Linked DNA regions of Homo sapiens: region 1 is linked to region 2. The links are chromatin loops, found by intact Hi-C in ENCODE. Cell type or tissue: PC-9. All regions are shown on one strand. Each heading gives the region's core, and the rest is flanking DNA. Links, peaks and the distances in the headings are about the cores only.

Evidence for each region. Hi-C counts contacts between places; a loop is a spot of excess contacts. Peaks named below come from ENCODE experiments on the same cell type or tissue, not always from the same donor. Only the 100,000 strongest peaks of a DNase experiment are listed, where the experiment ranks them.
Region 1: a loop joins it to region 2, with 5 times the contacts of the local background. A loop is called at or near these places in 13 of 110 quality-filtered maps.

What each region holds. Positions count from the first base shown.
Region 1 is chr5:159,976,417-159,985,687 of GRCh38, forward strand. It overlaps a transcript of ADRA1B not described here. Among named protein-coding and RNA genes, the nearest start is that of TTC1, 28 kb to the right of the region's middle. In PC-9, for the core only: no CTCF peak of the experiment used is centred there; a DNase peak (open chromatin) is centred at 5,515; H3K27ac peaks cover 1,574 bases.
Region 2 is chr5:159,923,354-159,932,624 of GRCh38, forward strand. All of the region lies in intron 1 of ADRA1B (adrenoceptor alpha 1B), which reads left to right. Among named protein-coding and RNA genes, the nearest start is that of ADRA1B, 12 kb to the left of the region's middle. RefSeq lists an enhancer at 5,449-5,948. In PC-9, for the core only: no CTCF peak of the experiment used is centred there; a DNase peak (open chromatin) is centred at 4,928; H3K27ac peaks cover 634 bases.

The DNA.
Region 1 (9,271 bases), core at 516-8,515, 53 kb after region 2:
GGCTGGGTGGATCATTTGAGGTGGGTGGATCATTTGAGGCCAGCAGTTGGAGAACAGCCTGGCCTACATGTGAAACCCTGTCTCTACTAAATATATGAAAATTAGCCAGGCGTGGTGGCATGCACCTGTAATCCCAGCTACTCGGGAGGCTAAGGCAGGTAATCGCCTGAACCTGGGAATCAGAGATTGCAGTGAGCCAAGATAACTCCCAGAACGAGTTATCTCACTGTCTCAAAAAAAAAAAAAAAAATTGTCCTACAGCATGAAGACGCGTTACTTAAAAAGGTCATCAGTCCAAACTAAAAATAACATTTAAACATTTAATAAAAGTTATGGAACATTCCAGGTGACAAAACCAAAATGGGTAAGGGAAGCATACATGTGTTAGGATTAGCACATCCTGTGTCAGAAGAGATGGAGGAGGGGACCAGGACAGTGGCCCTGAGCATGCACCTGGATTCAAGGCCCAGCTCTCCTACCCAAGTCAAGCACTTACCCTCTTGAGGCCAACCACTTTGTCTGTAAATTGGGGATGCAGTTAGCACCTACTTCACAAGGTTGGGATGAATAATAAATGAGACAAAATATGAAAGAGCTTGGCACAGAGTAGACACTATTTTTATTAACTATGGGGGACCTTGTATATCCTCCATTCCAGCAGTTCTCAACTTTTCCTGAATCAGCAGTTCCTTTAAGAATGTAATAAAAGCTAAAGAAAAATGAACATAGCAAGCTCAGACTTCACCTATTATTCCCACCCCGCTAAATCTCCCAAAGGACACATGGAACCCAGGTTATAAACTTTTCAACAAATATGGCTTCCTCAATATATAGAAGAAGCCAGAGAGAACATACAAGAGTGATGAATCTTGCCCCGTGTTAGACATGTGAACACAACACGGAAGGAGACCAAGACCCAGGCTCAGGGAACTCAGCCTGGGTGAGAGGCAGCAGGTCAGCAAGCAATCCCTTCAAGTACATCAAAGGTAGAGGGTGGCCCACTGGAGTCCTCACTTGGTGAGACCCCAGTGTCAGGCTCCATCTCCCATTGGAGGGATGGGGGTGATGGTGAAGTGCTCCAGGCTCTTGCAAGGAGGTTGCCCCCCAAGATTGGTTGGATTTGGAAGAATTAGCATCCTTCCACGGTTTTCCCAGCATATACCTGGACCTGCCTTTTGAAAGTTAAGAGCCAAGAATTTGACACTTTTTTCTTTAGCTTCCCGTTGACAGCCATTCCCTTGGGCAATGAGTGGCTGACTTCCAGCCGACTTGGCTGGAGTCAGAGGTTAAGTGTCCAAGCTAATTCACTGAAGTGTGGGTGTTGGGGTGAGGAGGGGGCACACAGGTATGACCTGCCCTTATTCCCTCTCTGATCTTCTTTCCTACCATCCCAGTTTGCTACTCTTCAAATGATAGGAGCAGGGGGAGCCTCACAACTCCCAGCTCAGGGACTTTGCACTTGTTGTCCCCTCTGCCTAGAGCCCCTTCTTTCCATGTGGCTTCCTCCATCACCTCCTTCTCCTCTTTGCTCAAATGTCACCTTCTCGGTGATCATCCGATTTCTCTGACTGTCCAGGTTAAAAGTGACTTCCCTACTGCCAACACTGTCCAGCACTCCCTATTGCCCTTTCCCACTTAATTTTTCTCCATAGTACTTATCACCACCTGACATATATTTTTTAAATTTATTTATATGTGTATTGTCTGTTTCCCCACACACACACTAGAAATGTATATTCCATGAGAGTGGGGATATTTGTCTGTTTTGCTCACTGTTGTGTATTCTCAGCACTTCATGTAGTACCTGACACATTGCAGGTGTTCACTAAATATTCTTGAGTGAATAAATGTGTACTACCCTGCCATGACTGTGAAAATGCTATAATAGCAGAATAGAGTGCTATGGGAAGCACATGGCAGGGGGTCCTACCTCTAAATTGATGGAGCAGTTCTGGTCAGGGAGGGCTTCCTGTAAGAAGTGGCATCTGATGAATGTCATCTGGGACTCATTGCCTGGCAACCCTGGTGTTTCCATAGTTAGTGCTCTCCCTTGTGCTCCTAAGTGGGGATGGAGTCTGAAGGCCTGCCGTCTGATTCTGGCTCAGCCCCTAAGTCCCTGGCCCTCTCTAGGGCTCTGTCTATTATCTGTACTAAGCCAGAGACAATAGCTAAGCTCTGTGGATCTGTCACTCCAGCTTTTGTTCTCCCCTCCTCGTTGCACAGTCCTCAGATAAGCTATCTTTGGAGACAACTTCATTGGGATTAGTAAGACAAACAGCTTTGGCCCTTGCTCATGGCCTTATTCAGAGAAACAGCATCTTCACAAGAGATTTACAAAACTGCTTGGGAGCAGAGGAAAACGCTAAAACCTAGTGAATGCTCTCAAATATTGTGTCAGCCACTACTGTCAGAAGCATGCTATGTCCTCACCAAACAGCACCTGAAACCCAATCAAGCACGGACACCCGTACAGTACTTCATGCACTCATTTGTTTTTTCATTCATTCATTCTACAAGCTATTCTTAAACACCTACACAAAGCTTGGAGCCAAGGACTTGAGCAAACCCTGTCTTTGCTCTCATGAAAATTTCATTCTGAAAGGGGAGCTTGTACAGTCATTCAAAATGGCCAGACGTAGTGGCTCACAACTGTAATCTCAGCACTTTGGGAGGCCGAGGCAAGAGGATTGCTTGAGGCCAGTACTTTGAGACCAGCCTGGGCAACACAGTAAGACCCTATCTCTACAAAAAAAAATTAATTTAGAAAAACCTTACATACAAGGTAGAAAGACGTTTGTGTAACACACGAGTTAAGTATTAGAACCATAGAATCAGCTAGAACTGGGTGACAATCCTGATTTTCCCATTTATTAGTTGTGTCTTCTTGGGCATGTCTCCTATCCTCTGAGAGGGTCAGTTTTCTTATTCTGGAAAATGAGAATAATACCTATCTTAAAAGGTTGTCATGAAGATCAGTTACACTTGGGATGTAGCATGTTTAGTACAGTACCTGGCACATGGTACTTGTTCAGTAGATGGAAGTTATTAAGCACCATTGTAGGCATACCAATAAAGGGCTTTGGGAATCCAAGGGTTCATGTCCATTTGCACAGAATCAGAAAGACTTCATGGAGGAAGTGGCATCTGAGATGGGTCTAAAAGATGTGGCTGGCTGGGCATGGTGGCTCACACCTGTAATCCCAACACTTTGGAGGCCGTGGAGGGCGGATCACCGGAGGTCAGGAGTTCGAGACCAGACTGGCCAACATGGTGAAACCCCATCTCTACTAAAAATACAAAAATCAGCTAGGCGTGGTGGCACCTGCCTGTAAACTCAGCTACTCTGGAGGCTGAGGCAGGAGAGTCACTTGAACCTGGGAGAAGAAAGTTGCAGTGAGCCAAGATCGTGCCACTGTACTCCAGCCTGGGCAACAGAGCAAGACTCCGTCAAAAGAAAAAAAAAACATGTGGCCAAGTAGAGAGGGCAAGAAGGAGAGCAGAGGAGACAAAGCATGATGAGGAAGAGGAGAAGATGGGGCTGGGAAAGGAAGCCAGAGGCAGATCAAGGCAGCAGAAGGAGCCCCACCAATGTAAGCGGACCATCGTGTGTGGAGAGCCTAAGATTTGCCATAGAAGAGGGAAAGTCGTGTTTCATGGGGTCCACTGGGCAGCAAAAGAGAAAGGTGGAAGGAGGGACTCCAGGCTAGGAGGGTGGTTAGGGGGCCCTGACAACTGGCCAGAAATGAGGATTCAAGCAGGGAGTTTCAAGGTGAGATCTGTGAAAGGTGGCTGGATCGGTGGTCACAGAACTGACCCAAGAGTTTCCATGTCCATAGAGTTGCCCCATTACGGTTTTCATGTGACAGGCTGAACAGGTACAATAATCTCCACCCGAAAGAGGAGGAAAATGACACTCTAAAAGATTTCTTTCTTAGGTCACATAGCTAGTGTGAGGGAGAGCCCGAACAAGACTCCACACTGCCTGGCCCCAAATGAGAAATGTTTTCTCTTACTAGATCTTTCTATGTGACAGATGTGTTCCAACCCCAGATTATGATGCCCAAAACATAGCTCAGATGAGTAGTAGTACAGCCTGGTCATTAGGACTTGGGCTTGAGGTCAGAAAGAACTGCACTGAAATCCTGGTTCTGCTACTTGCCAGCTATGTGGTCCCAGACAGGTGATTTAACCTCTCTCAGCCTCCGTTTCCTGATTGGTAAGACTGGCAGAATAATAGAATCTTCTTCACAAAGTTGCTATGAGAAATAAATGAGCCAATGCATGGAATTGAGAAGTACTGGGCATATAGGAAATGCTCAACTAATAGCCAACAGTATTAGTGATTAGCATTATCTAGTGTGAGGAAACGGGGAAAATGGAGACTTAGAATTAGCCATCAGGAAAGCGCAAACCTCTCTGAACCAGGGGTAAGAGGTATTAGAGGACTCTCTCTCGAGGGTAGATTATGAGATGCTTCAACTCTCCTGAGATAAGTACTATTTTGGGAGACCTCACAATAAAAAAAACCAGAAGAAAACAAATCATAAATCCAAATCATCTGAGCAAGGGCAGATACTAACTGGGGCTAATGAGCAAATGTTGGGGGCAAAACAAGGTCCAGGAGCTGGACTCATGAAGAGACTTCTAGGCCAGGGGCTCTCAAACTTTCCAACTGCAACCCACAGGATGAAATACATTTTACATTACCACCCAGTATACATAGAGAAATACAGATATGCAGATATAGATACAGACATAGATCAAGATTTCTGAATCCCGGCACTATTGAAATTTTGATTTGGAGAATTACTTGTTGGGCAGGGGTGGGCACTTTTTGCAAATTGTTGAATGTCTAGCAGCATCCCTGACCTCTACCTACTAGATGCTAGCAGCATCTCCCACCATCAGCTGTGACAATCAAAATTGTCTCCAGCCAAATGCCTCCCGGGGGGTAAAATAGCCCCCAATTGAAAACCTCTGATGGATAGACACGTAAGAAACAAAAGTTTCATGAAGGTTACCCATATTTACAAAATGTACTCTAATAGTTCCCATTTTGTATTATTAGATGTCACTTTTTGTTTGTTTGCTTGTTTTAAGATGGAATCTCACTCTGTCACCCAGCCTGGAGTGCAGTGACGCGATCTCGGCTCACTGCAGGCTCCGCCTTCCAGGTTCACACCATTCTCCTGCCTCAGCCTCCCGAATAGCTGGGACTACAGGCACCCACCACCACGCCCAGCTTATTTTTTCTATTTTTTAGTAGAGATGGGGTTTCACCACGTTAGCCAGGATGGTCTCGATCTCCTGACCTTGTGATCCGCCCGCCTCGGCCTCCCAAAGTGCTGGGATTACAGACGTGAGCTACCGCACCCAGCCTAGATGTCACTTTTTTAAAAGTGCTAATTTGGGGCTGGGCACGGTGACTCACGCCTGTAATCCCCAGTGATGCATACTTAGAAAGGTCTGGTGGTTTTAAAATATTTCTGCAGATTCTTTGGCACTCCTGTCATTAAGAGGTGAAGCCTAATCACCCATGCCTTGCATGTAATGCAGCAGAAGTGACCTGTGGGACTTCCAAAGTTACATAAGGTGATTCTGTTTCCACCTGTCTTTCTTTCTCGGAATGCTCACCCTTGGAACCCATCCATCATTCTATGAGAAAGTTCAAGCCACATGGAGATGTTCCTACCGGCTAAGGTCCCGGCCAACAGTCAGCCTCAACTGTCAGACATGTAAATAACTCCTAAGTGAGAATCAACTAGCTGAGCCCAGCCAATCCCCATAATGGTGATGAAAGTAACAATAATAAATGACTGGACACCTAACAGGTGCCCTAGAAAAGTCCATTCTGTCTTGACAGAGCTAATGAAATGATGGGAAATATTTGAGGTCTGGTATCTTCTGGTCTTGACTTGCAAAGGAGTCAGAGGGCATAAAGCCAGGAAGAGATGTGCTTTCTTGTTTGACTTTTTTCCCATCCAATTTAGGTAGGCAACTTTGTGTCTCGGGGACCTCCAAAACTTAATATCAACAACCCAGAACACTGGGACTAAAACCACAATGTTAGAACAACACATCAATGAGGTAGACATTATTACTGTCTCATTTTTAGGCTTAGAAAAGTCAAGGTAATTAGTCCAAGATAACATGGTTTCTAGGTGGCAGAGCCAGGATTTGAGTCATGCAGCCAACCAACCTTGTTCTGTGCACCCCCAGCCTGGACAATCCTCCTTTGTACCTGGAAGGAAGCACCTCTCATCCTCCTGCTCCTCCAAGCTCCCACCTACCTCTATCCTCTTTCTGGTCTCTAGCTTTTAGAAAACAAAAGCCAGGAAAATTGCAAGTTTCTCCTGCTTCCCTCCCTCCGCAACACCTCACTTGAAGGAGGGAGGCACGAAGCCTGCTACCTGATTGAATCCAGGGAAAGGATGGGTGGGGGCAGAAATATGAATGAATATCACAAAATATTATCCAGTCACTCACTACCTAAATGTTTCATCAGTCCCTATCCGAAGGCAGTTACTAAGATGCTCTGAACGTGCGTGCACACACATGCAGGACGTGGCTCTGACTCAATCTGATGTGGATGATGTTCAGTTAATCCTGCTGAAGGCCACTCCTCAAAATCTTATGTAGTGCAGGGATTGATGAGGACGCACCTGCTGCAGAATTCAGGGTTGAAAGTAACCACCTTCCTTCCCCTTCAACCTGACCCAGGATGAGCCCAAAGGTTTCTCATGAAGGGGTTCCAAAGGCAGAGGCTGGTGGCTTCCCCACAGGACAGAGTGAGCAGGACTTCCCTATCCCAACCAGATCCCTCTGCTGCTTCAGAAAGCCCCAAGGGCCAGCTAGTCCAGGGCTGTGATCTGTCCAAGAGAATACCCTGGACAAGGCTTTCCTCTCCACCATCCCCCATCCCCACCCGGAAAACTCCTGCAGAGAGATGTCAGAGAGCACCAGATGCCTTCTGTTAGGATTCACCCCATTACAAGCCTTAAACCCCATGTGTTCTGGCACCACGGTCTCTCACTCTCATTACTAAGGTAACAGAGACAGGTATTCCTTCAACACCCGCTCACCGCGTGCCATTGGGGCCTCTTCTCAGCCAGACACGCTTAAGATACAGTGATGAACAACGATCTTCATCACCGTCTTAGCCGTGGGAATGTGGCAAGGGTGCCAGCCGAACCGAAATTAGGATTTGAAGTTTGATTGTGTCTGCTGCATTAGTGACTCCCAGGTCCTCCCAATCATCTGTTTGCATAAAATGGCATGCATGGGTCACAGGATTCTGCAAGAAGTGGAATTTTGCAGGTGGGTCTCTGGGGGCAGAGAGACAAGATTTTTTTTTCTAGCATCACTGATCTCTCCTTTTCTTCCTCTGTTGACCCATGTTGGCTTCCAGTTACCAAACTACTCTGGTATTTCCCCTAATTAAAGCACTCCACGTTTATACTCCCTGACTCCACTTTCCCTCCCCGCGTTCTTGCTGCCATCCACTGAAGATGGCTTTCATCCTTACTTCTCCTTGAGAACCCTGCTTGTCAAGGTCATTAAGGGCCTTGATGCTGCCAGAGCCAAGGCCTCACCTTCCTGCACCTCTCAGCAACATTTGGTGTGACTGATACACTGCTTTTTATTTTTGAGCACTTCTTTCATACTGCTTCCAACCTCGCTGACCACTCCTTCTCAGTGGAGAAACTTCTCCTCTTCCCAATCTCTAAATGTTGAGGTTTCTAGGACTCAGTCCTTAGGCCTTTCTCTTCACTCCCTGGTTACCTCCTCCACTCCCATGACTTTAAGTTTATCCACAATGGTGACTCCCAGATTATGTCACCAGCTCAGGCTTTTCATAGGCATCTCAAACTTAACATGTTCCAAACTGACCTTTTGTTTCTTTCCCACAATGGCTGCTCCCCCATCTCAGGAAATGGACCAATGTTCCCCTGATTGCACAAAATAAAAAATCCTAGAGCATTCTTGACTTCTGTCTGACCCTTAAACCCCACATCAAGCATCAGAAGCTGCCCAGAATCCATCTATTTTGCACCACCTCCACTGCCACCACCACTGCATCTTCTCCAGCCTGAACAACTGCAGTTGCCTCCTAACTAACCTCTGTGCTTCCACCTCAGAAAACTGTCAATTTGCAGCTCCTCCCCAGCTACCAGAATGATCTCTTTGAAAAGTAAATGAGGCCGGACGTGGTAGCTCACGCCTGTAATCCTAGCACTTTGAGAGGCCGAGGTGGGTGGATCACCTGAGGTCAGGAGTTTGAGGCCAACCTGGCCAACATGGCGATACCCCATCCCTACTAAAAATACAAAAAAAAAAAAAAAATTAGCCAGGCATGGTGGCGAGTGTCTACAATCCCAGCTACTTGGGAGGCTGAGGCAGGAGAATTGCTTGAACCTGGGGGGCAGAGGTTACAGTGAGGATCAGGCCACATCACTCCAGCCTAGGCAAAAGAGCAAAACTCTATCTCAAAAAAAAAAAAAAGAAAAGAAAAGTAAATGAGACTATGCCTCTGCTGGAACCCTCCAGTGATTTCCCATCACAATAAAATCCACACTTTGCAATGGTCTGCCCCTCTCTGATTGCTCTCCCACCTCCTCTTCCGACACTACCCCCTCCCTCACTCCACTTCAGCCACATGGGTCCCCTTAATGAACACACCAGGGACAGTCCCTTCTTAGGGCCTTTGCTCTTGCTGTTTCCTCTGCCTGTGCTCATTCCAGATATTTACAGGTTTCACACCCTTCAGGACTCAATAAGTGACCCCCTAAAAGAGGCCCTGATTACCCATTCTAAAACAGATCATCTGTCACTCTGCAGCTCTTTACCTGGTTTTACCTTTTAATTATCACATGTAATGAACTGATCTATTATTTATTTCTTTATGGGTTATCTCCTCCATTGGAATATGAAATCCACCTTAGCAAGTACTTTAATTACTTTGGTTACTTCTGGATTCCTGTATCAGGGAATAATAACTGGCACACAGCAGGCACTCCTTAAATACTTATTGAATGAATGAATGATGTCTTAATATCTGGTCTCTGGCCAGGCCCCAAGTAGTAGCATGCTAAAGCTGACTTGTACCGGCTCAGAGCAGTTTATAAGCATCTCTGTTCAACTTTGTGTTCAGTGACATTGTACCAACAGCTTGAAATATGCTGATGGGAATATGTACACCACAGAAATTGACAAACACTACACATCAGGGCTCCTTTTTCTTTTCTTTTTTGTAGAGCTATTTACCAGCACA
Region 2 (9,271 bases), core at 864-8,863:
AGGAGGCTTTGCAGTGGCAGTGAGAGATGATGATGACCTAGACTAGGCAGGGGCAGTGGAGGTGGAGAAGCAGACAGCTTCAAGACCTGGGGATGGGTTGGTGACGGCATAAGAGAGTCCGCAAGAGAGGAAATGTGTTCAGAATAACCCTGGGGTTTCTAAGTAGATGGAGGTACCATTTGTTGAGAAGGGGAACAGAGTGGGAAGGGGGAGCCTGAACACAGCAAACAAGATACCTCCCAAGATTTTCCTCTGAATACATCATGCGAGGAACAATCTGCCAGACACTCTCATAAGTCAAGTAGACAGAATGTCCAACCCAAAAGCCAGGGGCTGTGAGCAACAGCAAATCTAGCTGCTCATCAGAAACATCTGGAGGAGGGGGCTGTTTTTAAAAGAATAGATCCTTGGACCCCATTGTAGACCTCTTGCATCAGATTCTCTCCTTGTAGTGCCAAGAATCTTAATTTTAACAAGTTTCCCAGGCGACTCTTATGCAGCCAGCACCACACAAGTCCTCCCCATGCCTAGAAACCCCTGGAAAGCTTTGCAGAGCAAGCATCGTCATCCCTGTCTTTACAGTGAGGGAACTAGAGTTCAGAGAGGTTCAGTACCTTGCCCAAGATCACACAGTTAGTAAATGGTAGAGTCTATCAAACACCACATTTGGCACTCAATAAACATTCATTATATTATTCCTATTGTTAGTACACTTCTTCTCCAACATTTGTCTGAGATCTGGCACCCAGAGATTTTACTGGCTTATGACGAATCAGAAAGTTAGGAAAATGCTGTGTTCTTTTAAAAACTAAATGTATTTCATGTAAATGATTCTTTTTCTTCTAAAGACTGTCTTTTCTATTTGGGGACACTGAAATAGCACTTCTTTGATGGAACGATGGTAATTAGTGGCAATAGTGTGTGAATGTCTCTGTGCGTGTGTATGTGTGTGTTGATATCCTACTTGGCAAAATTAAAAGTTAGTACCCTATGTCAATCCCTTTCAGAAATTTTTTTCAAACTTTACTGAGTCTCCTAAAGTCTTGGAATCACAGAAGACACCATGGCGGCTAGACACAACAAATATTTGTGAGGAAAACGGGAGGGAGGAAGGAAAGAAGTGACGGCAAGAAAGAAGGAAGGAGGGCTGGGTGAATGAGTTAGCCTCAGCTTTGATGTGAGATTCGGAGATCTGGGGCAGAGGGGCAGGGAGGGGAAGAATGATGTGTGAAGAGCTATGCCTGTCAGGTCTGACAGGATGACGGGGCCAGTCGTGGTGGCACCCACCCCTGCTGGAGCAAAACGGCTCACAGAAATGCCAGCAGGTGCGTGTGTAGCTGCAGTGCCATCACGGATGCATCTATTAAGATATGTTATGCAGGAAATGCCTTTACCTGAGTGTGTGTGTGGCTAGTAAAAATAACTGATGTCTGCTGGGCAGCACTGGAAATTGCTTTCTGCCATATCTGCCGAATGTTTCTGCAGTCACTGTGCTTCCTAACCACATTTGATAATAGTAATACTAATAGCTACCATTTATTAGGTCTCATCGAGTGCCAGGCTTACTGTGCTCTCCATGCTGGCTAGGAGTTCTTTCTCTGTATTCCCTCATTTATACCTGTCCACAGGATTGTGAAGTGGGCACTGGTATTGTCCTCATTTTACAGATGAGGAAACAGAAGCTCAGAGAGATTGAGTGATTTGCCTCAGGTTACCCAGCTGATCAATGACAGAACATGGACTCTAATGCAGGCAGTCAGATGGGTTCATCATTGGAGCTCTCCTAGAGGTGGGGCTCTGAGCCAGATTTAAGAAAGTGCAGGAAGGAAACTGGGGAAGCCAGAGTTTATTCTAGAAGGAGGAAAGAAAAAGCATGTGGCTGCCCGTCATTCAGCAACCAAGAGGCACCATATCCTGGTGAGACCATAAAGAAGATAAAAATAATTGGGTCGTTCCTCTAGGAAGATAAGTCAAAATTTCTCTTGTATTATTGATGCTTTAGAAGACTTTTTTCAGCTTCACAACTTATTATTGGTAATGTCACATACGGTTTTCAGATTTTTATCAAATTTGGAGAAACACATAAAATTTAGAGGACTTTTTTACAGTTTAGTTTCTGGCTGCATACATTTCAGACCCGGATTCACCACCACCCACCCACCTACGTGTGGTGCCAGCACCATGGGGACACTCTTCCATCATGAATCTGCCTCTGGTCCTGCCTCTTGATGCCACAAGATCAGGTGAGTTGGCATCGTGGGCGAGAGAGTATTTCTAGAAGCCGTTTTTTCACTTTGGAGTTACTGTGGCTAGTGGTGACCTAGCTATACAGAAAGAAAAGACTGTAAACCACATACGTATATTCAACAGAACCCACACAAAATCTGTCTTAACTCAACTCTTAGCTGGTTCCCAAAAACGTCCATGGCCCCTGTATTACCACCTGCATACGGAGAAATAGGAATAATATTTAAATAAGGGGAATAACCAATTGCATTAATAAACCTTACTTCTGAAAACTTTGTGTGGCCATGGTGGGGGCATTGCAGGGCCCCTGCTCAGGTCGTGTAGGGTCCCATGAAGAGGGAAGCCCTAAGGCTACTCTCCTCAGGGCTCTCTCCAGCAACCTCGTGACTGCTCTTTCTCCTCTACCTACTGTGGACGTCTAAGCAGTGACCAACTCTCTGCCGAACATGGGTGCTCACACAAGCTGAATGAATGAATGAATGAGTAGTACAGAGCCTAGCAGAAGAATTAAGAGTGCACTCAATTGAAGTAAAATTATTTGCCACTTCCCAAATACACTTTGCATTTTCTTTTTTTTGTGCATTTGTTCCCTCTCCCACCAGTGTGTTTCTCATACCCTCTGAATATCCAGTTCCTGCTCGTCTGTAAACATGCGGTTCTGCTGACACCTTTCTCGCGAAGTCTTCCTGGATCCCACCCTTTTCCCCATCAGTAATCACTCCCTTTATCCCTGGTTTATGGTGCTTGTCATGTTTCTCTCTGGGGATAAATATGGATGTGCACAACTTTTGCAGCACTGCCAGGCTGCAAACCTTTGCAGGGTCCAAGTTCAAATTGTCTTCTTGTCCTTCGTGCCCAGGGATGTGTACATAGTAAACTCAATAAAAATAGCAATGACCAATAGGATTCATACAGCGTGTACCAGACTTCTTCTAGTATTTGAACCTCCCACGGCCCACCAGATAGGTATTCATGCTCTGCCCATTTTATAAATAAGGAAATGGGGCCAGCCATGGTGGCTCAAACCTGTAATCCCAGCACTTTGGGAGGCCGAGGCGGGCGGATCACTTGAGGTCGGGAGTTCGAGACCAGGCTGGCCAACATGGTGAAACCCTGTCACTACTAAAAACACAAAAATTAGCCGGGCGTGGTAGCGGGCACCTGTAATCCCAGCTACTTGGGAGGCTGAGGGAGGAGAATCACTTGAACCTGGGAGGTGGAGGTTACAGTGAGCCAAGATTGCACCACTGCACTTCAGCCTGGCAGACAGAGCAAAACTCTGTCTCAAAAATATTAAATTAAATTAAATTAATAAGTAAACAAATAAGGAAATGGGCTCAGGGGGGTTAAGTGGCTTGTCTCCTTCCTCAAAACTACCACAAGTTCATTAAAAAGAGACTGTCATAGACTGGTATTCTAAAACCAAAATGCCAATCTGGGCCTGGTCATGAAGCCGGTGAAGCGAGATTGGCTAGGTCAAGACCCGTGTGGACACAAGGTAGGATCTTGAAAATGGATGGCCTCTTCATTCTTTATCAAAAGGCTGCCGTTCCACCTGCCTCTGGGGGAGATTGTCCCATTGCCAATTGGCCCTTACATTCCCTCACCCTCTAGCCATGGTCACCTGCCTCTCACCTCTGAGAGGGATATGGTCAGAGTTGATCCCTGCAGAAGCAGGAAAAGAGGAAACTATTCCAGTGACTTTATAGCAGAGCCAGATAGAGACCTCTAAAGGCCTAAGGTATTGAAAAGGGAATAATAAAATTATAAATTAAAACATGCACACACACACACACACACACACACACACACACGTATGCATAGAACCCTAAAAAAAATGTAAGGAAGGCCAACAATATTCTGATTCTTTCCATGGAGGTAACTTTGATTTCTTTAATATCAGATTATTTCACCAAAAATACAGGTGCCCCAGCTTTGCGAATGCTCTGAAGACACACTGGGTCTTTCTGTTGGGTAATATATCACTGTTTTCTAATAGGGTGACCATATGTCCCATTTCACTGAGATGGTCTCCTTTTATGCCTATTATCAAAGCATAATTATACTTATTATAATAACCCTTTCTTATTTTCAAAAGTGTCTCAATTTGAACAATAAAAATGTCTCCCTGTTTTAAAACCTGGAATAAGGGTGTTTATAGTGCAGACGTCCAATAGTACACCAGTTTCACACCAGAGCCTCAGATGGGGAGGAAAGAGAAACTGGCACTAACAGCCTCAACAGTCCAGGGAAAGATTCATGATGAGAGAGCAAAGCCATCATCCGTTTAAAAAGGAAAAATGTGACTTACTATGTGTGTATTTCGTGGGAAGCAGGAGTTTTGCAAATGTGGGCTTGAAATTTTTAAATAAAGTGTTCATTTATTTTACTTGCCGCGATGACATGAGTGAGTGGCTGAGCTAAGATTTGAATCTATGGCTGGCCAGCCCTAAATACTTAGGGAATAAATGATTAAATGAAGGAATGGATCAATTTCAGCACAAGCTAAAAGGTGCCATCTGAATGATGGGTGTCTTCAGAATGCAGAGGAGACAGAAAGAAGAGTGGGCTGAAATAAGATTTGGGGGAGGAAAAGGAAAGTGAGCTGTGTTTTAAGGACTTGTAAGGCTGGAATCAGTGCAGGGGGAGGGCCATCTTCACCCCACCCATCATCACCCCTCCTGGCATGACAGCACCATGAGTCAGCTCAGGATACAGTAGAATCTGTCCACATTGGCAGGCTCTGCTCTTACGACTCTATTGACAGCACACTCCTGGCCACACTCACCCGCAGCTCATCTGACCACCCTTTGAACACTCAAGTGCCCCTCTCTGGTGCGAGCACAGGAATTGTGCTATAAAAGTTGCACCAACGAGCAGTTCAGTTTAAAGTGTTCAGAAACAGAATGTTCTAGCACATGTAAGTGGCCCATTCCTCCTAGAGCCCCATTTAACTTTTTCCAAGTGTGTCTGCCTACAGTGTCTTGCTCCCCGCTAAGCTTTCTCTCTCCTGTTGGGATGAATTTGGGGCTTGGTTTTGCACAAGAATTTTTTGAAATTCTTCAAGACAGAGTTTCCTGCCAGGCTAATGTGCATTGCTTAGAGGCTGAGCTTAGCACCCTGGCCGTGCCCCAAAAGGAGGTTAAAATGGGACCAAGGGCAAGCCGGGCTCACTGTCATTCGCAGGCGTCAGCCCCAGGGCTCACACCACCAGCACTGGGCCGGGCGGAGATCCAGGGAGGCAGCTGGTTGGGGAGGAGGAGGATCCACCAACTGGAACAGCAACAAAAAATTGCATCTCCGATTCATATATTCAGGCCATTAATCAGCCCCCGGCATCAAGAGGAAGCAGTAGGGTCCCTTCTCCCAGCTTCTAGGGACACTCCCCACAGCGCCCATTTGTGATTCCTTGTCCCCAGCCCTTTAGCATTTACCTTAACACCAAGGTTCCTTGGCTCCATTGTTTCGCGGACCCCTTTGGCAATCTGATGAAGCCCCTTCTCACAGTCAACACATCAAATAAAAGACACAGGATTTCAAAGAAAACCAATTATATTGAAATACAGTTATAATGTTGAAAAAACAAATTTATTATAGAGTAAAAAAAGTCCTTTAACATATTAAATAAACAAGATCTAGCAGCAAGTCAAATAAATAACTACTATAATTTTGAAGTACTGACAAGTGGAAATATTTCAAGATATCTGCAACAAATGTAATGTTATATCACAGATCTGATTTCTATTGGTGACAAATCCTGCTGACTCTAGTGTGGCTGCTTGCCCACTTTCCTATCAAAGGAAATGCAAACTTTCAGCCAAAGTTTAGTTTGGGTTTTTTTTGGTTTTTGTATTTTTTTTTTTTTTAAAAAGAGGGTTTTTTTTCTCACCCAAGTTTATGGACCCTCTAACTCCAGAATAAAAACCCTGCCTCGGGACATTACAAAGATGTACTTCAGGATATGAGATTTTCTATACTTTTTTTCTTTACAATGTTTTGTAAAGAATGCCTGTTTTTAGACTTAGGACCACAGGGAACTTGGACCGTGCCATCACGCCTTGTAACTATTTTGCATGATTACTTGTAGCAATTTTTAAAAATCAACTAGTTTATTTTTTAATGATGCATAGATTCTTATTTGAATCAGAAAAAAAAAATGAAAAAATTATTCTGCTGTTACCTACCCCACATTCACACCCAACACTCTCAGTATTTTTTCTCCTGAAGTAAACATTGTTACCAGATTGTGTATGCTTTCCAAAATAGTCTATTTATTTGTAAGCATACATATCCACATGCGTATATGTATGTTTGAGTGTTTTTGCATGCAGAATGTGTGTGTTTTCACTCTGTTTATTTTGATTCGTGGTGTCATTTTAGAAACACTTCAGTGAAAGTTTCATTTTTCACTCAACAGCATAGCATATCTTAGACATAGTTCTGTGTCAGAATGCATAGAGTTACTGCTGGTTTTCATGGCTGCATAATAATCCATTTTACAAAGTGTCCTATTTTACTTACCAATTTCCCAGTTGATTGACATTTAGGTTATTTTTGGTCTTTTACTACAAACAATGTTGGATGAATACTCTTGTATATATGTCTGTGCCCACATATTCAGGATAAATTCCTAAAAATGTAGTTGCTGGGGCAAGGAAGATTTGGTATTTTAGGTTTAACCTGATTATGCGTAATAAGAAATTTAAACTACAGTAAAATGTAAAGTGGTGTTAAAACAAATAGGTTAGGCCGGGCGCGGTGGCTCATGCCTGTAATCCCAACACTTTGGGAGGCTGAGGCAGGTGGATCACCTGAGGTCAGGAGTTCAAGACAAGACTTCCAACATGGCAAAACCCCTTCTCTACTAAAAATATAAAAATTAGCCAGAGAATCGCTTGTACGCAGGAGGCGGAGGTTGCAGTGAGCTGAGATCACACCACTGCACTCCAGCCTGGGTGACAGGGTGAGGCTCCATCTCAAAAACAAACAAACAAACAAAAAAAATAGGTTAGATATACATCTACTAATCTGTTAGGAGGATTGCTCATAATATCTAAGTAAAAAAGCAAGTTATAGAGTAATGTCTAACCCAACTTTTAAAAGCTATTTATTAGTTTAGTTACCTCAAGGGATACGATGGAGTGAGGAGGAGTAGATTATTAGCTTTTTTATAACCTCTGTATTATTTCACATGGTGCAATAAGCAAATACTCTATTTGTGATTAAGAACATCAAATTAAGAAAATGTGATAGAATACAAATTGGGTTTCAGTAGAATTATGGTGGGGACTATTAAACATTTTTATAATTTTGGAAGAAAAACTATCAATGGCCAAAAAAGAAGATTGTTGTTCTTAGTCATTTTCAATCTAATTTAACATATATATAATATATATATTTTATAATATTTATTATATATATTTAATAATATATATATTATATATATTTAATATATCTCCCGCTCTGTGATTACCAGCCCCGGAACACTTAGAAATTGCTTTGGCCCATGCTGGGAGCAGTGACTCATGCCTGTAATCCCAGCAATTTGAGAGGCTGAAGCAGGAGGATCACTTGAGCCCAGGAGTTCGAGACCAATCTGGGCAACATAGGGAGACCCCCCATCTCTACAAATAAAAAATAAAAATTAGCCTCATGTGGTAGCACAGGCCTGTAGTCCCAGCTACTAGGGAGGCTGAGTGGGGAGGATCCCTTGAGCCCAGGAGGTCAAGGGTACAATGAGCCATAACCACACTACTGCACTCAAGCCTGGGCAACAGAGTAAGACCCTATCTCAAAAAAAAAAAAAAAATGAAGAAATGACTTCAGCCCTTTCCTCTGCTGGTTACAGCCCTGCTCATTCCCCCAGTTCAAAATCATGCTGTCAAGTTGTTGATTTTTTATTCGTTTCAAAATGAGAAGAATTTTCTCTTTCTTGGTAGCAAAAGGTAATTTATACGTAACAGCAAAATATAAAAAAGAAAGGAAAAATCATCCATAATCATATCACCTGCCTCAGTCCATTCAGGCTGCTGTAACCAAATACCTTAGACTAGGTAATTTATAATAAATGACAGAATTTATTGCTCACAGTTCTGGAGGCTCGGAAGTCCAAGATCAAGGAGCAAGAACATTCAGTGTCTGGTGAGGACCTGCCCATAGATGGTGACTTCTATGTGTCCTCACATGGCAGAAGGGGCAAACAGGCTCTCGAATGCCTCTTTTATAAGTACACTGATCCCATTTATCAAAGTTCTGCCCTGGTGACCTACTTGCCTTTCACATGACCCACTTACCAACAACACTGCACTGGGGATTAAGTTTCAACATATTAATTTTGGGAGACACAAACATTCAGACCATAGCACCATCGATATAACCATGTTTTAGTATTTGCCTATGCAACTTTGCAGAATTTTCTGTGTGTGTTGTTGCGTGTATTAACACAAGTTGGATCACCCAGTGCTTTTTTCACTGATCAGCAAGTCATCCTGACTGACTTCTTATCATATCGATGAAACTGAGTCTTTTCATTTTTTTGTTTTTCCTTTTTTTCTTTTCTTTTTTGTTTTTAAAGACGGAGTATCACTCTGTCACCCAGGCTGGAGTGCAGTGGCACAATCATAGCTCACTGCAGTCTTGAACTCTTGGACCCAAGCGATCCTCCCCTTACTTCATCCTCCCAAGTAGCAGGGACCACAGGTGTGCACCACCACACCCAGCTAATTTGTAAATTTTTCTGTCGAGATGGGGTCTCCTCATGTTGCCCAGGCTGGTCTCAAACTTCTGGCTTCAAGCGATCATCCTGCCTCAGCCTCCCAAAGTGCTGGGATTACAAGCATGAGCCACCCCGCTCAGCCTTTCCCATCTTTTTAATGCTGCACTGAATTCCATAATAGAAGGTATCGTAATATACTTAACCAATCCAGTTATGTAAACAAGCCATTTACACCAATAGATAAGACACACACAAGGTATCACTTTACAAGGTACAAATGTGGAGTGAAAAGTCTGTCTCTCTCACTTC